Linked DNA regions of Homo sapiens: region 2 is linked to region 1. A link is a contact called in ENCODE Hi-C or POLR2A ChIA-PET data. All regions are on one chromosome and are shown on one strand. Each heading gives the region's core, a stretch centred on a gene start or an enhancer-like site at or near the end of the contact. The rest is flanking DNA. Distances are from core to core; before and after follow the strand shown. Region 1 holds the start of IL15RA (interleukin 15 receptor subunit alpha). Region 2 has its middle 12 kb from the start of MIR3155B.

Region 1 (4,464 bases), core at 1,522-4,021:
GTCAGAGCTCAAAAAGTTTTGGATTTTGGACCATTTTGGATTTGGGATTTGGAGATCAGGGGTGCTCAATCTGTATGGTACTGTTCATATGAATTTTTTTTTTTTTTTTTTGAGACCGAGTCTCTTTCTGTCGCCCAGGCTAGAGTGCAGTGGTGTGATCTCAGCTCACTGCATCCTCCACCTCCCAGGTTCAAGCGATTCTCATGCCTCAGCCTCCCAAGTAGATGAGATTACAGGTGCGTGCCACCACACCCTGCTAATTTTTGTATTTTTAGTAGAGATGGGGTTTCACCATGTAGGCCAGGCTGGTCTCGAACTCCTGACCTCAAGTGATCTGCCCACCTCAGCCTCCCAAAGTGCTGGGATTACAGTCATGAGCCACCACACCCAGCCTTAATCACATGAATTTTTAAAAATGTAAGCCATCCTGTCCGTTGCACATGGACATACACATGGAAAAGGGGCCTAAGAATGCCTGGGAATGATGAGTACCAGTTTCAAGAAACATTTACCTGCGAGAAAGTGGAAGACGGAGGAAGAGAAAGATGCAAGAATACAAAGGGGCTTCAACTTTATCTGTAATTTTTTTATTCCAAAAAATATCTGAAGCAAACATTGAGCAGACATATTAAGTTTTGACAGGATGAGGCAGTAGGCTCATGGATATCCACTATATTTATTGATTGCTATAGTTCGAAGTATATTTGAAATTTACATTATTTAACAACGTATATATATGTAATGAAATAGAGTTCTTTAAGCATACCAAATTTACAATTTTATTTTCAAATTTTAAAATTTACTTTTGGTCAGAATGCAGTAAAATGGGTACTTTAACACAATCAATGCTAGTTAGAAGGTATATTGATACAAGACTTTTGGAAAGCAAGATAGAAATATTTGTTTAAAAGAGAAAAAGCCTTTAAAAATATTCCCTACCAGTTGACTCAATAGTTCCACTGTAGGAAATCTATTCTAAGCGATCTTAAATTCACAAGATTTTGTAGAAAGACATTTATGACAATGTTATCTTTAATATTAAAATAATAGAGGGGATGTTAAACTATGATAATTTGCAGCCATTAAAAACTTTTACAAAGAGTCTGTAATAATGGAGAAATCTCTACTTCATAAATGTCCATAGAATAAAAAATGCTCTATTGTATACATGCTATGCTTAGCCTGCATTCAATAAACCCTCAATATATTTGAGAATATTAAGGAATATTGTTAATTTTTAAATTTGATCTTATCATCTTGAGATTTATTATTAAGTATTGAGAGAAATTGAATAATGTGGGATTTCCCCAGTTGGAGTAAGGGTGGCTATTCCTGCTTAGAAAAAAAGAATGGACCTTGTGTGGTCACTGCCGGATGGTAGGTTCATTATTCTTTCTACTTTTTTTTTTTAAATTTAAGAGACAGGAACTGGCTGTGTTGCCCAGGCTGGAGTGCAGTGGTGCGATCTCAGCTCACTGCAACCTCAGCCTCCTGGGTTCAAGTGATTCTCCTGCCTCAGCCTCCTGAATAGCTGGGATTACAGGCGCCCGCCACCATGCCCAGCTAATTTTGGTATTTTTAGTAGAGATGGGGTTTCACCATGTTGGCCAGGCTAGTCTCGAATTCCTGACTTCAGGCGATCCACCTGCCTTGGCCTCCGAAAGTGCTTGGATTTCAGGAGTGGCCACCGCGCTCGGCCCTAAATTCTTTTATTTAACTTTTAAGTTCAGGGTTATAAGTGCAGGTTTGTTATAAAGGTAAACCTGTGTCTTGGGGGATTATTGTACAGATTATTTCGTTTTCAAAGAGAATTTGCAAGTATGTCACAAAAGCCTCATAAACACGTTGTGAGATTTTAAGAGGCAATGACCGAGGCTTGGAGATGTCTCGTCCTGTCCAATGTCACCGCTAGACCTGAGAATCTGCACTTGGGAGCTTACAGACCCGGTTCTCAGGCTTCACTTGAGACCCCAAGAAAGAAAAAAACCCACCAGCCAAAGAGGAGGATGGCAGCCTGGAAGAACCTAAGGAAGCGAGGCTCAGAGGTGAAGCACTGTGGCTCCTCTCCCCCTTCTCCCCCCTCCGCCCCCTCTCCTTCTAAGATGAGGCATTTTCTAGGGGAGCAAAGCTGCAGCAGGAATTCGGCGAAGTGGCGGAGCTGGGGCCCCAGCGGGCGCCGGGGGCCGCGGGAGCCAGCAGGTGGCGGGGGCTGCGCTCCGCCCGGGCCAGAGCGCACCAGGCAGGTGCCCGCGCCTCCGCACCGCGGCGACACCTCCGCGGGCACTCACCCAGGCCGGCCGCTCACAACCGAGCGCAGGGCCGCGGAGGGAGACCAGGAAAGCCGAAGGCGGAGCAGCTGGAGGCGACCAGCGCCGGGCGAGGTCAAGTGGATCCGAGCCGCAGAGAGGGCTGGAGAGAGTCTGCTCTCCGATGACTTTGCCCACTCTCTTCGCAGTGGGGACACCGGACCGAGTGCACACTGGAGGTCCCAGAGCACGACGAGCGCGGAGGACCGGGAGGCTCCCGGGCTTGCGTGGGTAAGGTCCTGGGTCCCCACCGGGCACGGCCCATGCGTCCCGGGGACAGGGGTGGCTGTGCGGTGCCGCGGCGGCCGGCGGGGCTCCTTCCCCAGCAGGGGTGGGGACGCTGAGTCACGGATCTGTCACCGCTTTGCACCTCTCCGAGCCCTCGGGGGCCAAAGCAAAAGCGAAAGCGAATGCGACTGGCGGGGCGGCAGGTCCCAGAGCAGCGCTCGCCACCTCCCCCCGGCCTGGGCAGCGCTCGCCCGGGGAGTCCAGCGGTGTCCTGTGGAGCTGCCGCCATGGCCCCGCGGCGGGCGCGCGGCTGCCGGACCCTCGGTCTCCCGGCGCTGCTACTGCTGCTGCTGCTCCGGCCGCCGGCGACGCGGGGTAGGGAGCTGGGAGCAGGGGCGCCCGGGCGGGACTTGGAAGGGGGCCGGGACGTGGAGCTGGAGGGAACCGGGCGCCCCATCTCCCCGGGCCGTGCGGGGGCGTCGGTGCCCTCGGGAGCGCGGTGCGCGCAGGCCCAGGCCGGGGAGGGGACGCGGCGCCGGGCAGGAGGGACACGTGCCGGGAGCCGGGGTCGCAGGGAGAGCGCCGCCGCTGCGCCCGGGTCACCCACGTAAGGGAGCGGGCGGCCTGGCTGGGGTCTCCGAGGCCGAGGTCAGGAGCAGTTCTGAGAAGCCCGTTTTGGCCACGGGAGCGCGGAGCCGGCGGCGTCCAGCAGTTTGGAGACACGGGCGAGTGCGCTTCTCCCAGGCGCCTGGACTGCAGGGCGGGTGTTGCATAGCACGCGGTCCTCGGAGGGGTCCGGGAGAAACTACTCCTCCCGACTCCCAGGCAAAAGTAAATTATGTCAGTGGGAGCTGGGAGGGTGGGGAGGAGCTGTGTCCCAGGGGGAAACGCGTCGGGCAAGTTGCACACCTGGGGACCTGGAAACAACTTCCAATTCTTAAGCGATCAGGAAACCAGCAGAGGCGGTCGGGACCGGATGGGGGTGGGGAGTGGGGGCCAGCCTGGAGTCTACACTCGCAGAAAAAGGGGGAAGAGATCTGTGATCGCTTGGTGTATTCGAGAAGAAAGCGGGTCGCGGAGCTCTGATCTCGGCAGGGAGGACGGAATGAGCGATTCCTAGGGGTTTTGTCCCGGCAGCCAGAGGAAGGAGGAAAACAGTAGCAGGGTCTAGCTCTATCCTTGTCAGCGCTTCTTTATCTTTTTATAGTCAGGGAGCTCTTGGAGGGTCTGATGAAAGCTATGAACCCCCGGCCCCCAGAAAAATGCATGAATGAACATAGTTACAAAATGTGCATATGATTTTGGGGTCAAAGCCCCACTGAAGGCCATCCATGGACTCTCTATAGGAATTAGTAACGCCATGATCTGTGTGTGTTTTTAAGCGAGACCCTGAATAATTTACATCCAGTCGGGCCAGTCTGCCCAGGCCCTGGCCAAAGCCATTCCACGCACAGTTGCTGCTGCCTGGTGTGGCCTGAACGCCCCCCCACCCTCTGCCACCCCCACCCCAGCTCTGCGAGGCTTCTTGAAGTTTCGTTTTCATGAGACTCTGATGCTTGGATTTCCCCCCACATCTGAGAAGCAGAGTTAGTTGGTGACCGGTTGGTTCCTCCCAGTTGGCTAGCAGTGTCACAGGACCCCATAGCTGGCAACTGGGGCAGCTGGATTACACAATATGAAAGTGAAATGCAGCCTTAGTCAAAGCCCAGCAGAGAGGAGGTGTCTTCCTTGAAGACTGAGTGGATAGGGGAGCACCACTGTGAGATCTCTGATCTCATCAGCTGCACAGCCTTGCCCTTTGACCTTAGAAAGATGTTGCTACCTTCCCTTCCCAAAGCTCTCAATGTTTTTTCTTTTTCTTTTTCTTTCTTTCTTGTTTTCTTTTTTGAGACGGAGTCTCACTCTGTCACCCCGGCTGGGGTGCAGTAGC
Region 2 (4,420 bases), core at 1,602-4,101, 190 kb before region 1:
AAAGAAATCAATCAATACACAAACACTTTATTACTTCATGAATAACTGCAACATCATTGTTCACAAAGGAACCCATTCCACTAAAATAGATGCATTGAGTGGAAGGAGGAAGAGGCTCAGAAAAAAAAAAATACTAAGCCGGGCGGTGGCTCATGTCTGTAATCCCAGCACTTTGGGAGCCTAAGGCGGGTGGATCACTTGAGGTCAGTAGTTTGAGACCAACCTGGCCAAAATGACGAAACCCCATCTCTACCACGGTAGCTCACACCTTAATCCCAGCACTCTGGGAGACCGAGGCGGGCGGATCACCTGAGCTCAGGTGTTCGAGGCCAGCCTGGCCAACATGGAGAAAGCCTATCTCTACTAAAAATCACAAAAATTAGCTGGGCGTGGTGGCGGGGCACCTGTAATCCCAGCTACTGGGGAGGCTGAAGCAGGAGAATCGCTTGAACCCAGGAGGCGGAAGTTGCAGTGAGCCGGGATCGTGCCACTGCACTCCAGCCTGGATGACAGAGTGAGACTTCGTCTCAAAAAAAAAAAAAAAAAAAGTTGAGCCTGGTGATCCACGCCTGTAATCCCAGCTACTCACGAGGCTGAGGGAAGAGAATCGCTTGAACCCGGGAGGCAGAGGTTGCAGTGAGCGGAGATAGCACCACTGCACTTCAGTCTGGGCGACAGAGTGAGGTTCTGTCTCAAAAAAAAAAACAAAGACAAAGAAAAAAGAAAATAAAATACTGGGTACTAGGCTTATACCTAGGTGATGAAATAATCTACAACAAACGAGTTTACTTATATAACAAACCTGCACATGTACCTCTGAACTAAAACATTTACAAAAAAATAGACGCATCGAGAAAAGGCAAGGGCTTTGGAGTCTGGCAGATGAGAACTTGCATCTGAGCTCCACTATTCTCCCACTAACATAGGTAAACATCTGGCTCCTGCAAAGAACGCCAGACATGTTCATCCCTGCCGGCTCTGTGTAACTGACCTGAAATTCTCCACCTGGGAAAATCTGTTTTGTGCCCCCAGGGAGAAGGAAAGTCTAGCCTCTTCCTCATAAGGAAGTTGTGGGGAAAAGAGAGATCAGATTGTTACTGTGTCTATGCAGAAAAGGAAGACGCAAGAAACTCCATTTTGATCTATACTAAGAAAAATTGTTTCTGCTTTGAGATGCTGTTAACCTGTAACTGTAGCCCCAACCCTATGCTCACAGAAACATGTGCTGTATTGAATCAAGGTTTAATGGATTCAGGGCCGTGCAGGATGTGCCTTGTTAACAATATGTTTGCAGGCAGTATGCTTGGTAAAAGTCATCGCCATTCTCCATTCTCGATTAACCAGGGACACCATGCACTGCAGAAGGCTGCAGGGACCTCTGCCCAAGAAAGCCTGGGTATTGTCCAAGGTTTCCCCCCACTGAGACAGCCTGAGATATGGCCTCCTGGGAAGGGAAAGACCTGACCGTGCCCCAGCCAGACACCCGTAAAGGGTCTGTACTGAGAAGTAGTGAAAGAGAGGGGGCCTCTTTGCAGTTGAGATAAGAGGAAGCCTTCTGTCTCCTGCTCATCCCTGGGAATGGAATGTCTCGGTGTAAAGCAGACCAATCCCATTCGTTCTATTCTGAGATAGGAGAAAACCGCCCTGTGGCTGTAGGCGATATGCTGGCAGCAATACTGCTCTGTTACTCTTTGCTACACTGAGATGTCTGAGTAAAGGGAAACATAAACTTAGCCTATGTGCACATCAGGGCACAGTACCTTTCCTTGAACTTATTCATGATACAGATTCCTTTGCTCACATGTTTCCCTGCTGACCTTCTCCCCACCTGTTGCCCTGCTACACTCCCCTCGCCAAGATAGTAAAAATAATGATCAATACTGAGGGAACTCAGAGACGGCCACCAGTGCGGGTCCTTCGTATGCTGAGTGCCAGTCCCCTGGGCCCACTGTTCTTTATACTTTGTGTCTTATTTCTTTTCTCAGTATCTCCTCCCACCTGACGAGAAACACCCACAGGTGTGGAGGGGCTGGCCCCCTTCAGAAGTCTTTCAAATACTTCCAGACAGGGGTCAAGTGTGCCCAGTCCTGCCATGTCTGGGTTAAACATCCCCAATTCTTCAACCATGCCTCCTGTGACTTATTTCCTGACCCTTCACCCGCTCACTCACTCTCCCCAAATTCACCGCAGGCCCTGTTCATGAAGATTCGGATGGAGCCACAGACCCAACGCATACGAGGTCCTCAGGGAGTCTGTGTCCCACACTGGGGGCTAGGAGCGGTCCCCGGGTGCTCACTGGCGGCGCCTCCACCGCGGACCTGCCCCAGCCCCGCATCCACGCGCGGGGTGGGGTGGGCCGCCCACTTCTCCCGCGCCCTCAACCCACAGGGAAACGGGCTGCGCGCCCGGGCCGCCCCGCAGAGTCCAGATGCCTAAATCCCTCCTAGTCTGTTTCCTCATCTGCGGCCTGCACGCCCGCCGCAGCCACACCCAACGCCGGGACGCGCAAAAACACCTGCCGGGCCTATTTCCTCTCGGGTATTATTTACAGCCGCTCCCAGGCCTTCTCGGAAAACATCCTTTGCCGGAAACACAACCCCAGGTCCCCAGAGCGTAGGGGGCCCAGCGCCGGATCCACGCGGAGCTCACGAGCCGGACAGTCGCCGCAGAGCAGGCTGGGGCCGCGCGGCGCACGCCGGGAGGGCGCGCGACAGCACGTGAACGCGGCGTGCCGCACGGCCCGGGAAGGGCGGGGTGCGCGCTGACCGGCTCGTGCGCCGCAGGCAGCAGCCAATCCGCGCGGACCACCCCCAGGCCCCGCCCCCGCCGGTCCCGCCACGCCCCCGTCGGGCCCGCAGCTGCTCCCGGGGCCCGGGACCCAGCTGGCTTAGGCGCCCGAGGTGCACCTGGGAGGAAGCAGGCGCGGGGTGCAATGGAGGGTGGAGGCGCGCACCGTGCCCAGAGCGGGGCTCCCGGGAGCTGATGTCCCGTCTGGCCCCCCTACCTCCCAGCTGGGTCCCCACCTACCCGCCCTGTCTTACCGCCCTCAGCACAGGGACCTGCCTCTGTCCCCACGACGCCAGGCTCCAGGTGTATCTAGGACTAAAGAGTTGACATCCAGTCTATATAGGGTTGTGGGGGGTTACCTTAAAAGTTCCTTTTTGTTATTAAAAAAAGTAATATACACTTGTGCAGTGATTGAGAACAATAGAGGGAGGGAACATAAAATATTCGTGATGGAGTTCCCTTCCAGACTTCCCGTCTCTGGAGATATTTTCTTAAGCCCCAGGAGGCTTGGTCTTGGCCCCCACCTCTGCATTGAATGTCTGATCTCCCTCAACTCGGTGTCATCACACATGGGATAGGGGTCAGAGGTTATCACGAGGAATTTTATGTTGCTAATGAGTACAGCCAGTAGCAAAGGAGATTCAAGATGAAGACAACATTCCTGGGGAAAACACAGAAAGCAAATGAAAGATACAATTATGGGACGGGGGAAGGAGAGGAAGAACTCTGTGCTGCTGGACTGGAATAACTGATCCGTTTGAATTTACAATTTTAAAATGTTTCCCAGCTCCATCCATGAAAAACGCCCTGGAAACACGGACACTCCGGTAGCAAGAAGAGGCACACAAAAGCCCAGATCCAGCCTTCTAAGGACCATCCTCCACTGAAAGTACCCAGGGATCCTTGGAGGAGTGGCTGCTCCCAAGGCCGAGACTGGGAAGGACACAAGGAGCCTGGAACAGGAGTTAAGACAGAGCTCAAAAGCTGAAGGGGGCGTGTCAAGGACACAGCAGCCAGCCTGAAAGGGTTCTCACCCAAACTGGGAGTGGCTTGAGCATCAATTGAGTATGTCAGGAATGGATTCTAACACATGCAGTCATAATTTTAAAAATCCCGGAGTCCACATTGGTACTATTACTACTATTAATAATGATGATGAAATTAAAGCTAGTAAAAGGGAGGATGGGCAGGAAAGAGCTTCTTTACAAAAGAATGCCAACTAATAAATGTGGAAAGAATGACAAAAATGGTAAATAGCCATTTTACGGACACTCTGATAAGTGTTTCACTCAAGAATCATCAATAGATGCTAAAGCTATGAAATAAAAGATTATTCCTTGTATATACACACCCCAAAGAATTGAAAGCAAGGTTTCAAAGAGATGTTTGTAGACCCATGTTCGCAGCAGCATTATTGACAACAGCCAGAAGGTAGAGTAATCCATGTGTCCAACAACAGATGAATGGATACACAAAATGTGACTAAACACACAGAACATTACTCCGCCTCCAAAAAGATGGAAATTCTGACCCATGCTACAACGTGGATGAGCCGTGAGCACTTGATGCTAAGTGAAATAGGCCAGGCACAAACAGACAAATGTTGTAAGATTCCACTCACATGAGTTCCCTA

What was found. A loop is a pair of places that touch in the nucleus more often than their neighbours do. ChIA-PET counts read pairs that join two places held with the same protein, here RNA polymerase II (POLR2A). Pooled maps may share reads with other maps.
Region 2: a map of naive thymus-derived CD4-positive, alpha-beta T cell shows a loop between it and region 1 (2.1-fold over the local background). The contact joins the enhancer-like site here to the promoter of IL15RA in region 1. A Hi-C loop is called at or near these places in 2 of 168 maps with a recorded cell type or tissue (endothelial cell of umbilical vein and naive thymus-derived CD4-positive, alpha-beta T cell), 12 of 37 single-sample maps with no recorded cell type and 12 of 50 pooled maps. POLR2A ChIA-PET finds 5 or more read pairs at or near these places in 2 of 52 experiments (Caco-2 and IMR-90).

Annotation. Positions count from the first base shown.
Region 1 is chr10:5,975,850-5,980,313 of GRCh38, reverse strand. It overlaps IL15RA (interleukin 15 receptor subunit alpha), which reads left to right and starts at 2,771. Exons shown (of 7, transcript NM_002189.4): 1 at 2,771-2,909. The coding sequence starts at 2,822. RefSeq lists silencers at 2,008-2,677, 2,768-3,147 and enhancers at 4,038-4,117, 4,248-4,464.
Region 2 is chr10:6,162,107-6,166,526 of GRCh38, reverse strand. It overlaps a transcript of PFKFB3 not described here. Among named protein-coding and RNA genes, the nearest start is that of MIR3155B, 12 kb to the right of the region's middle. RefSeq lists enhancers at 1-385, 2,105-2,214 and a silencer at 2,625-3,104. Within about 2 kb of position 2,851, at least 30 of the 41 ENCODE cell types and tissues checked have a DNase peak (open chromatin) inside an H3K27ac peak, as active enhancers do.